2 separate regions of the Homo sapiens genome follow, and region 1 is linked to region 2. The links are chromatin contacts, found by Hi-C or POLR2A ChIA-PET in ENCODE. All regions are on one chromosome and are shown on one strand. The core of a region is the stretch at or near the end of the contact, and the rest is flanking DNA. Distances in the headings are between cores, read along the strand shown.

The links. Hi-C counts contacts between places; a loop is a spot of excess contacts on that map. ChIA-PET counts read pairs that join two places held with the same protein, here RNA polymerase II (POLR2A).
Region 1: a map of PC-9 shows a loop between it and region 2 (2.8-fold over the local background). The contact joins the promoter of L1CAM here to the enhancer-like site in region 2. A Hi-C loop is called at or near these places in 1 of 168 maps with a recorded cell type or tissue (PC-9). POLR2A ChIA-PET finds 5 or more read pairs at or near these places in 2 of 52 experiments (HEK293 and OCI-LY7).

What each region holds. Positions count from the first base shown.
Region 1 is chrX:153,884,502-153,889,405 of GRCh38, reverse strand. It overlaps L1CAM (L1 cell adhesion molecule), which reads left to right and starts at 3,233. Exons shown (of 29, transcript NM_001278116.2): 1 at 3,233-3,341. L1CAM-AS1 (L1CAM antisense RNA 1) reads right to left here. Exons shown (of 7, transcript NR_130768.1): 4 at 3,970-4,043; 5 at 3,429-3,598; 6 at 2,349-2,443; 7 at 416-909.
Region 2 is chrX:153,698,177-153,703,145 of GRCh38, reverse strand. It overlaps BCAP31 (B cell receptor associated protein 31), which reads left to right. Exons shown (of 8, transcript NM_001256447.2): 6 at 88-211; 7 at 1,039-1,139; 8 at 2,171-2,654. The coding sequence ends at 2,209. Among named protein-coding and RNA genes, the nearest start is that of SLC6A8, 13 kb to the right of the region's middle. Within about 2 kb of position 2,390, at least 10 of the 41 ENCODE cell types and tissues checked have a DNase peak (open chromatin) inside an H3K27ac peak, as active enhancers do.

The sequences.
Region 1 (4,904 bases), core at 1,984-4,483, 190 kb before region 2:
ATCACACAAAGCTGGAAACTACCCAAGTGTCCTTCAGTGAGTGAATGGCTGAACAAACCCTGATCCAACCAAACAATGGAATACTACTCGGCAATCAAAAGGAAATATACTGCTCTCTCTCGCCCGCATGCTCTCTCTCTCTCTCTCTCACACACACACACAAACACACACACCAACATGGATGAAGCTCAAAAAGTATGCTGCGTGAGTGTGAAAGAAGCCAGACAAAAGAATATATACGGTATGATTCCATTTATAATAAAATTTAGAAAAGACAGAAATCAGATCAGTGGTGGCCAAGGGCAGGGGGTGGTGGGAGTGGTTGGCTGCACACAACATTCACCAAAACTCCTTGAACTGTAAACCTCAAAAGGATGAATTTTACTGTATGTAAATTATACTCCAATAAAGTTGATTTTTTTTTTTTTTTTTTTGAGACAGGGTCTCACTCTGTCACCCAGGCTGGAGTGTAGTGGTGTGATCATGGCTCACTGTAGCCTCAACCTCTTGGGCTCCAGCGATCCTCCCACCTCAGCCTCCTGAGTAGTTGGGACTACAGACATGCACCACCATGCCTAATTTTAAAATTTTTTTTGTAGAGACGTGGTCTCGCTGTGTTGCCCAGGCAGGTCTCAAAGCTGATTTTTAAAAAGACAAGAATTGTTAGACAGAATCAAACCAAACCAAAACCCAACTATGTGCTGTTTCCAAGCGCTACACCTGAGATATGAAGACACAGAAAGATTGAAAGGAGAACAGAGAAAGACACGTCTGGCTGAGCCCACCCCGCCTGCCTGCTGGCACTTCCTTACTGCCCCACTGTCGTCTGTGGCTTCTGCGTCTTCTGCATGCTCATCACAGGGTCAGAGTCTGGGGCTTCCCTTGTCCAGTCCACTGTGTCTATGAGGGCTGGGTCACAGGGAGCAGGGCTGTGAGAAGCACTTGACGTTGAAGGGAAAGAGACAGTCATCTGTCTACTTGGTGTCCCCCTAACCTCCAACAGCAAGCACATGGCAGTGGGGGGGTGGCTTGCCTCTTGTTCAGGGCCAGTCCCTCCTGCTTCTCCTGGGACTTGCTCTGCCCTTGGTCTTCTGTCACTCTTGCTCTTGCTCCCATTGGCTCCTCCACTTCATTACATGGAAGTGAGAATGGGCATCGTGGTCAAGCAGAAGGGAATTCAAGTCCGAGTTCTGCCATTTACCTTCTGGGCTATCTTGGGTGGGTCATTTGACCCCTCTGAACCTTGGTTTCCTCATCTGTGAAATGGGGGCACTGATAGTGCCAATTTCTTCCTGGTTGCATGACTGCCCCTCTCTGGACCTTGGGTACCTCACTGGGAGAGTGAGGATAATAACAGCACCATCATCTGGGGTGTGTGTGTGGATGCAATGAGCCAGTGGAGAGAAAGAGACCTTCCTAACTGTGCTTGCTGGACCCAGCCTTGAGCTCTGTGGGCTTTGGTTTTCTCATCTGTAACGTGGGGCGAATGCTTCAACAGACCTCCCCAGGTTGGTGTGCAATTTAAATGTGCAGGAAATGTAACGATGGCAGGTCCATGGCTGTGCTCAGGAAATGTGATGTCGTGTAATCCTAGTAATGAATTTTTTGTTACCATAAATGGACCCATCACTACACATTAGCAGGTGCGTATAAACGGGCTCTATTCCCTGCTTACTTCACCATCCTGATGGGCATCAAACCCTAGATTAGGTAAAGGATTTGCAGAAGTTGGGGCTTGGAGGAAAGGCTGGGAACGTAGGGAGTGAGTGGAGGCAGCAACTGGAAAGGAGAGAGGCCTATCAGAGTTCAGATCAGCAAAGGCAGGAAGCTGACCACAGCTCAGTGCCTCATGGAAAGTACGCCCTCTTGGCCCAGCTCATGAGCCTGCTGGCCTCGTGACCCAGGCGGGCTCAGTTTCCTCTGCTGTCACCTGAAGATGCCCTGCAAGTGCCCCCACTCTGGAAGCAGTCTCCCTAGCCGTCCGTCTTCACTCAGGTGCCTAGTCTTGTCCATTCTCCTCCTAAAGGCTGGGCAAACATGGCATCCAGACCCTCTCTGAGCACAGATGGGTCCACCCCAAGCTTCCCATTCCAGGGGAACTGAAGCTGGCACTATGGGGGTGGGGCATCCAAGCCAGGATGCCAGGGCTGCTCCCATGTGGGCCCTCCAGGGCCCCACACCACTTGGGGAGTCTTGTGAGACTGAGTCGAGGGCCCCTGGAATGCTTCACTGGGCAACAGGCATGCCCATAAAAATACCGTGGCCGCCAGATCTGCAATCTGCCATCGGGGCCCTAGGCCTTCCTAGCCCTGAGGCTGCAGCCAGCTCGCCGGCTCCGGAATTCTTACCCCCTCCATTTTGCTTCCTCGCCTGTGAGGTCATGGCCTTGAGCCTAGGAGGGGGCACTGGGGAGGAGCTCCTTCCTTCTCGATCCTGTGCAGGGCTGCGGGGGAGAGTGGGAGAGAGTGGAGTCGGCGGGAAAGGTCGAATGGGGCCAATCCCGAGGACAAAGAAATAAGACACCAGAGAGCTGGAGGAAAATCTGGGAGTTGGGGGTGGCAGTTCGAGGGATACCCTCTCCCAGACCCTGTCTCCCCTGGGCTCGCCTCCTACCCTGCCGCCCACCTGGGCTCTGGGGTGCGCAGGAGCCGGTGCTCCGCGGCGCCTCCCCAACACGCTGAGGACGAAGCCCCCGCACCCCTCCCAACAGGACCCTGACTGGGCCCTCAGGATCGGGGGGCATTCGGGAGAGGTCCCGGGAGTCCTGCCCTGTGTGTGTGTGTTGGGGGGGCGTTGCGTGCAGGTGCCCATCGCTGGCCGGCGCCGTCGAGGGCCAGGCCGAGGCTAAGGGAGCATCCCCTTCCTTGCCGGACTCCTCTCTCCACCGCCCGGCCCCAGGCCTCTGGGAGCACTCTCGCCCCGCGATTCCCGCTCCGAGCTTTCACAGCGGGCTCCCTTGCGCTGGGGCTGAGGACACTCTCCGGCCGGAGACTCCCGGTCTGCGGGGAAGGGGGTCTGGCGGGACCCGTCGGCTGGGGTCCCGCTGAGCTCCCGGAGTGGGCTGCCCGGGGGCCCCCAGCCCAAGCCGCGCTCGGCTGGCACCAGGGGCTAGGGTGCGGCGGGGCGGGGCGGGGCGGGGCGGGCGGCCGGGGAGGTGATCTCACTCCTCCCTCCCTCTCCTCCCCGGCGCTCCCCTCCCCCGCCCCTGCGCGCACGCCCGCCCCGCCCCGCCACAGCCGCTGCTGCCGCAGCATCGGCATCGCAGACGCGCTCGGGCGGCGGGTCCGAGGCCGGCGTGCGCGGAGGCTGGGCGGGCAGCCCGAGCGGTGGCCGCAGCGCAGGTAAGGCGGGCTGGCCTCCCCGTGCGACCCGGGCCGCGGCCGCGATCCCCCGGCGACACCACACCGCTCTGCCCGGGGTGCACGGACCAGGGAGTCCCGGCCCGGTCCGGCCCGCGGTAACCGGCGTTGCTGCCGGAGCCCCACCCATGCCGGGCGTCGGGCTCCGGGCACCGCGGGCTGTAAGCGGGGCGGGGGAGGGATGCCGGGTGCCCGAGCCCGACAGGTGAGGGGTAACCTGCGGGGCCCCAGATGCTGGCCTGGGCGGGAGAACAGGGCGGGGGGCGTCAGGCAGGGTCTGTGTGGGCAGGCGGGGGCTGAAGTTGGCGGGTCCCCGTGCGTGTGTGCGTGTCTGAGAAAGGAAGCCAGATCGGGTCGAGCGCTCCCCCACAGGCCGCCGTGGGGTGTGGCCCTGGGCGTGGCTGCCCCTCATCCCCAGCCGAGAGCTCAGTTTGGTTGAAAATCCCGGCTGACAGCGTGGTGAGGGGTAGATCGGGATAAGCCGCCCCTGCAATGGGGGGAGGGGAGTGAACGGGACTGGGCGCTGCCTGCCCCTCCGCCCCAAGGTTGGGGGGGCTTTGTTCTCCTCCTTCTTCTTTCCAAATCCCAGCCTGGGCTCCTCCGGGCTCACCCGAAAACCTGCCGCAGAGCCAGGGGCTCCTCCCCGGAGGCGTAGGGCGCCTCTGGAGCCCGTTTCCACAGGCTCTGTGGCCAGTCAGGGCTGGAGTGGGTGAGGTCGGTTCGGGCACCCACTGCTGTGCCTCCCGTGCATGGGTGTCCATCAGGTAGGGTCCATCAGGTAGGGGTGAGGGAAGGTGGGCCTCACTGGCTCAGGCGGTCCCTGCGCACTGCAGGTCTTTTGCCCACTGCCACATCTTCCTATCTCTGTGCGGTTATGGGAGGGGTCAGCGATTCCTATTCCCTCCATTCCAGGTCAGACTTTTGGGGCCTCTTGGTTGGCAGGGATTGCAAAGAACACGCACTACAATCCATTGCCCCCGACAGGGTATCTGGACCCCCCACCTATCACTGTCCCTCTCAGGAAGGCAGGCCTAGAGCCATCTGCCCCCTTCTCCAGAAGGAGTGGGGGCCTGGCACCCCCCAGGTAGATACCCTGCCCCTGTTAACCCCACCCTGAGGGCAGGGGCATCGGGGCAGCCCAGTGCCATCTCTGCTGACTCATGTGGCCCTGACGTAAATCAGTGCAGTCCGCCCTTCTTCCCCTGGGGGCTGCTGCCCAGCATCATCTTTCTGGGGCGGGGGCCTCCCCAGGGCCTCTCCCCTCCCGTCAGCTCCTTGCTGCAGGTGGTGGGACTTGGCCCAGCCTGGCCTCTCCCCTGGCACAGCTCCCATGCAGTGCCCACATGTGCACACCTGAGGGCTCCAGAGCCTTTGAGGACTCGGCTGTCTTGGCCACATGGGAAGTTTGGGGCAGGGTTGGGCCTGGGACCTTCCCACCTCCTTGGCTCCTGGTCATTTCTCTCTGCTGCATCTGAGTCTCTCTCCATATTTATTGATGTTTGTGTGTGTATGATCCCGAAAGTAATACATCTTATTGTAGGACAC
Region 2 (4,969 bases), core at 1,141-3,640:
AGGAACCGCAGCTCGGTGGGGAGGATGGGGCTGGAACCTCTCCCTCCCTCCCTCCTGAGTAACCCTGGCCTTTGGCACTTTTCCCAGGGAGCTGCTGTTGACGGAGGCAAGTTGGATGTCGGGAATGCTGAGGTGAAGTTGGAGGAAGAGAACAGGAGCCTGAAGGCTGACCTGCAGAAGCTAAAGGACGAGCTGGCCAGCACTAAGCAAAGTGAGGCTCGACCTCGTGTCCTTCCCCGCAGGGAAGTCCAGAGGAGCCTCCTCTGCCCGCTGCTGCCCATTTTGTGCCAAAGTATTAGTAACAAGCCTTGCACGCACGCTCGAGGGCTGGCTGAAAACAGACCAATAGCACCCTGCGCCTCCAACCCCAATGCAGCCATGCTTAGCCGGCAGGCCAGTGAGGCTAAGTGGTTTGAATGGGGCTCAGGAGGAACCAGGCTGCAGTTGGTGGGCCTCGATTGCCCTGCACTAGAGCAGTGCATGCTGGGGCTTTCCCGTCCAGAGTGTGGCACGGTAGCCCCAGCATGCCTGGGGGCTGAGAATGAGGGGAGTGTGGGAGTGGCGTTCAGGAGGGGAGTGGGCGGCTCCCAAGCGGCCTGCCTGTCTTTGGTCTCCCACGCATAGACTTAAGTCTGGGGCGTTTTCCCCCAATACCACAGGCCTCGCCTGCTGCTGCTGTGTGCAAGGCGTGGTTGTCATTGGGTCTCGCTTGCAGGCTGGGATCTTGCTCCCTGTCTCCCACTCTCAGCCTCCCTGGAGGTTACCCTTGCCGAGAGCCACTAGAGTTCCTCTCCATTAAAGGGACTGGGGGATGGCCTCTGTGTTTCTTTTGCTTTATCTTGAGCTTTTTTGTCAGCCCTTTCCCTCTACTTTGGGGGCCTGCAAAAGCAGAGGGGCTTTATTTTGAGAAGTAGCCTCCTGTATAACCTCGTTTGAGATAGATTTGGGCCAGTTTCTGGTGTCTGTAGCAGTCGGGTTTTTTCCCCCTAATTCCTGTCTTTTCGTTTCTGTTTTCTTGGTCATTTACATCATTTCAAGAACTAGAGAAAGCTGAAAACCAGGTTCTGGCCATGCGGAAGCAGTCTGAGGGCCTCACCAAGGAGTACGACCGCTTGCTGGAGGAGCACGCAAAGCTGCAGGTCAGCCCTCCCGTATTGCTGCGCCCAGGGCAGGAGAGCAGAGCAGGATGAGGCAGCCCCTGCGGGTGCGGAGGGAACCTTCCAGGGGCCCAGGGGCTGGCTGCCCTCTCCACCACTCCCCCTGGCCACCTCTGCCCTACTGAGTGGGACCCTTCACCGGGCAGGAGGGGGGTGGCCTGGCAGCAGATGTAGGCACTTGCCAAGGCGGCCCTCAGGAGTGGCACTGGCTCACTAGGCTCTGAGCCTTCCTACCTTCGTGCTCAGGCGCAGCCATGGTTTGGGGCCTGGTCAAGAACAAAGAAGCAGGTGAAACTCTGGGACCCACTGCTGGCCTTCTTTCCTAGGGTGCTGGGGAGTGACGTAGGGCAAAGATCCCTGGGCAAGTGAGGGCACAAGGTGTCAAAAAGGCACCTTCCCTAGCAGGCGCTAGTTGTGGCCATCACCTGCTGCCCTAGGCCTGATCTGAGTCCTCAGACTAGCTTGGGTGCACCAGGCCGCATCTGGAAGCCCAGGCGGTCTTGACGTTGGGAGTGAGGGCCACATAAATACTCCTAACTTTGGACAGCTGGCCTCAGTGCTTGGTGGCCCAAGTTTGGGCACCACAGCAGGTGGGGAGGAAGGGTCCAGCCTCAAAGGGGGCACCCATGCCCTCTGTATGGGGCAGGCTTGGCAGATGGGCTTCGAGGGCACCTGTCAAAGGTGTGCAGAGTTGGGAAGGGTCTGATCAGGTCTTGAAGGGGACTGGATGCCTTGCTGTTCCCTGCAGCCAGGACTCAGCCCCCAGTGAGGTCCTGGCAGTCCTCCCTGGCTGGCGTTAGGTCCAGGGCTTTCCCTAGAGCGTGGGCCAGGGCTGACGCTCCCACCCTGGCAGGCCTTTGGGTGCAGCTGGGGAGGGGGCCCCTTGTTCACTTGAATAGCTGTTGTTAGGAGAGAGGGGAACCGAGGTGGACCTCTGGGGCATGGGGCTGGAGGTGGCAGGGGAGGAGTGGACCCGGCCAACCTACTGCTGTGGGATTTCTGTCCCTTTCCAGGCTGCAGTAGATGGTCCCATGGACAAGAAGGAAGAGTAAGGGCCTCCTTCCTCCCCTGCCTGCAGCTGGCTTCCACCTGGCACGTGCCTGCTGCTTCCTGAGAGCCCGGCCTCTCCCTCCAGTACTTCTGTTTGTGCCCTTCTGCTTCCCCCATTCCCTTCCACAGCTCATAGCTCGTCATCTCGGCCCTTGTCCACACTCTCCAAGCACATTACAGGGGACCTGATTGCTACACGTTCAGAATGCGTTTGCTGTCATCCTGCTTGGCCTGGCCAGGCCTGGCACAGCCTTGGCTTCCACGCCTGAGCGTGGAGAGCACGAGTTAGTTGTAGTCCGGCTTGCGGTGGGGCTGACTTCCTGTTGGTTTGAGCCCCTTTTTGTTTTGCCCTCTGGGTGTTTTCTTTGGTCCCGCAGGAGGGTGGGTGGAGCAGGTGGACTGGAGTTTCTCTTGAGGGCAATAAAAGTTGTCATGGTGTGTACGTGGTGCGGTGTGTGACTGCAGCTGTGGGGAGGGCTCTGCTTTCTCTCCTGCCTGGAGCCCCCAAGCGGCCACAGCCCTTCAACCTGTTTCCCCCACTGAAGGCCAGGCTCACACCTGTTCTCGAAGGCCTTGCCCTCTCTGTCCTCCTGCTCCCCGGGCTGGGCCAGGCCTCGCTTCAGGGCCACCCGCCGAGTGTGTGTCCTGTCTGCCTCCCTGGGTGTGGGCAGCTTGGGAGGCTCAGTAAACCGGCGGGGCTTCCGGGTAGAGGACTCGCTTGCCTTCTCTGGGTTCCTGTTCGTCACATTTGGGACAGACAGAACGTGGCAGAACGCCACTAGTCACTCCCTGCCCCCCCCCCCGAAGGTTTGCAGGATGACCTCTGACTAATGCCAGCTGGGAGAGGAGACTTGTCCTTGGCAGTGACCTGGAGCTGGCCCAGGGCAGAGCTAGGCAGAAAGGGGCTGGGAATGGGCTGGGGCCCTTGGCCCTGAGAACGTGCTGGGTGTGTGCCTGCCACCAGAGCGCTGTGCTGGCTCCAGGGTGTCCCTCCCGTGGCTCCCTCAGAGCTGTGTCTTCCAGGCCCACAGCAAGCCAGGCCAGTACCGGGGCTTCCTGCCTGGCACCAGTGCCCAGGCCCCTGCACTGTGCTACTCTCCAGTAGCACATGAGGAAGGCAGCCCCCGCCCGCAGCACAGTGCTTCCACCCTGCAGGGCCTCTGCCATGCCTGGTGTCTGCATGAGGACTGGGCGGAAGGGTCAGGGGAGCAGGTTAGAGGTGTGTCTCCTGGAACTGGGGGGACCCCTGAAGGATGTTGATGCTGGCAGGGTAGCTGACGGCCTGCTGTGCATGCTCGCTTCTGCCTGCCCTGTCCGGGCCCAGGCCAGTGGTTCCCTTCTCTAGCATCCTGTCGCCCTTCCCTTGTGCTCAGAGCACAGCCGCCTCATGACGAGTTCTGTCCCTTTCCAGGCGGTCTGAGAGGTGGTGTCTGAGGGAGTAGGGGACACGTGGGCGATACCCTCTGGTTGCTGTGCCAAGGCCGAAGGCTGATCCCACTTTTCCAGGAAGTGCTCTCAGCTACCTTGGACCTCCCTGAGCTCACCCTTCTCTGAGCTTTGAAAGGCTAAAGTCCAAACGGGTGCTTCCCTCACCAGCCCTGATGGCTTCTTCCGCTGTTCTGCCTAGGCCAGCAGCAGACAGAAAGCTGCACGAGGCCAGCTTCTGGAGCGCCCTTTCTAGTGGAGTGATGGAACAACAACGGGGCAGGGGGTGTGGGCACAGGCTCTTAGAGATGAAAATTGAGGTGCTTGCCCAGCCTAGACTGGAGGGCGGCCTGCAGGCTCGCGCCTTCCTGGATCAGCTTCTGTTCCAGGGCATCTGCACCCGTGGGCGTCCTGATCTGTTTTCTTACCCATCTTCCACTAGACTGCGAGCTGCTTGAGGGCAAAGCCTGCTGCTTGTTGATCTCTGTGTCCTAACCCCTGATGCAGGAGCTAAGTCCTGAGGAAATGGTGTCTCTATTTCAGGACCCTCTTTAAGTGACAGGCCTCTGTGAAGTTTCCTTTTTTCAATGTCTTTTTTCTGTGTGTTTAGTGTCATCGTGGTGCATGAGGTGGCTTGGAGGGCATTTGGCCTGGAGGTGCGGAGAACAATTAGCAGAGGGTGATTGTCATCCAGGCAGAGACTTGGCTGACAGTGTATAAAGCAGTTGGCCTGAGCTCAGGGGTCCTGAGGGTGACTGTGGGCTGCAGGACAGTTGGAGTCGGTTGGGGACAGGGGCTGTGTGAGGGCCTGGGGCACCCTGGGGAGAGGTCTTGCTGATGTTGGGAAGCACCTTTGCAGCTAAGGAGGGCCAGGCCGGAGATGTGGGAGCTGCCAGCAGGCGGGGTTCTTGAAGGCGCAGGCATGGTGAGAGGACAGGCTTCTCAGGGAGAAAAAGAAAACTGGAAACAGCGGTTGCTGAAGAGATGGGGGCCAGGGACTGCAGGACAGGCTCCAGAGCCCCTGGCTGAGCTAGGGTGGGACTGCACTGCCACTCCTTTCTCTGCTCCCTGTCTGGTCCGTGTATTTCTCACCCAGGCTCTTGGTTGGCCGTATTCCAAGCCAGGTCCCTCCCCTGGCTCCAGAAGTTTAGGGGTAAAGCCCCTCCATAGGGGGTGCTGCCTGCTGAGGAGCAGGGCCTCTGGGGGTTCTCCCATAGCACGATAGCAGTCCTGGGCAGGACGCAAAGGGAGCAGCCCAAGCTGTCACTTTGCTCTGAGGGGTCACCTGCTCCCCCTTCACAGGCTCCAATCTCTGATGCTCTCTGTGCTTGCCTGAG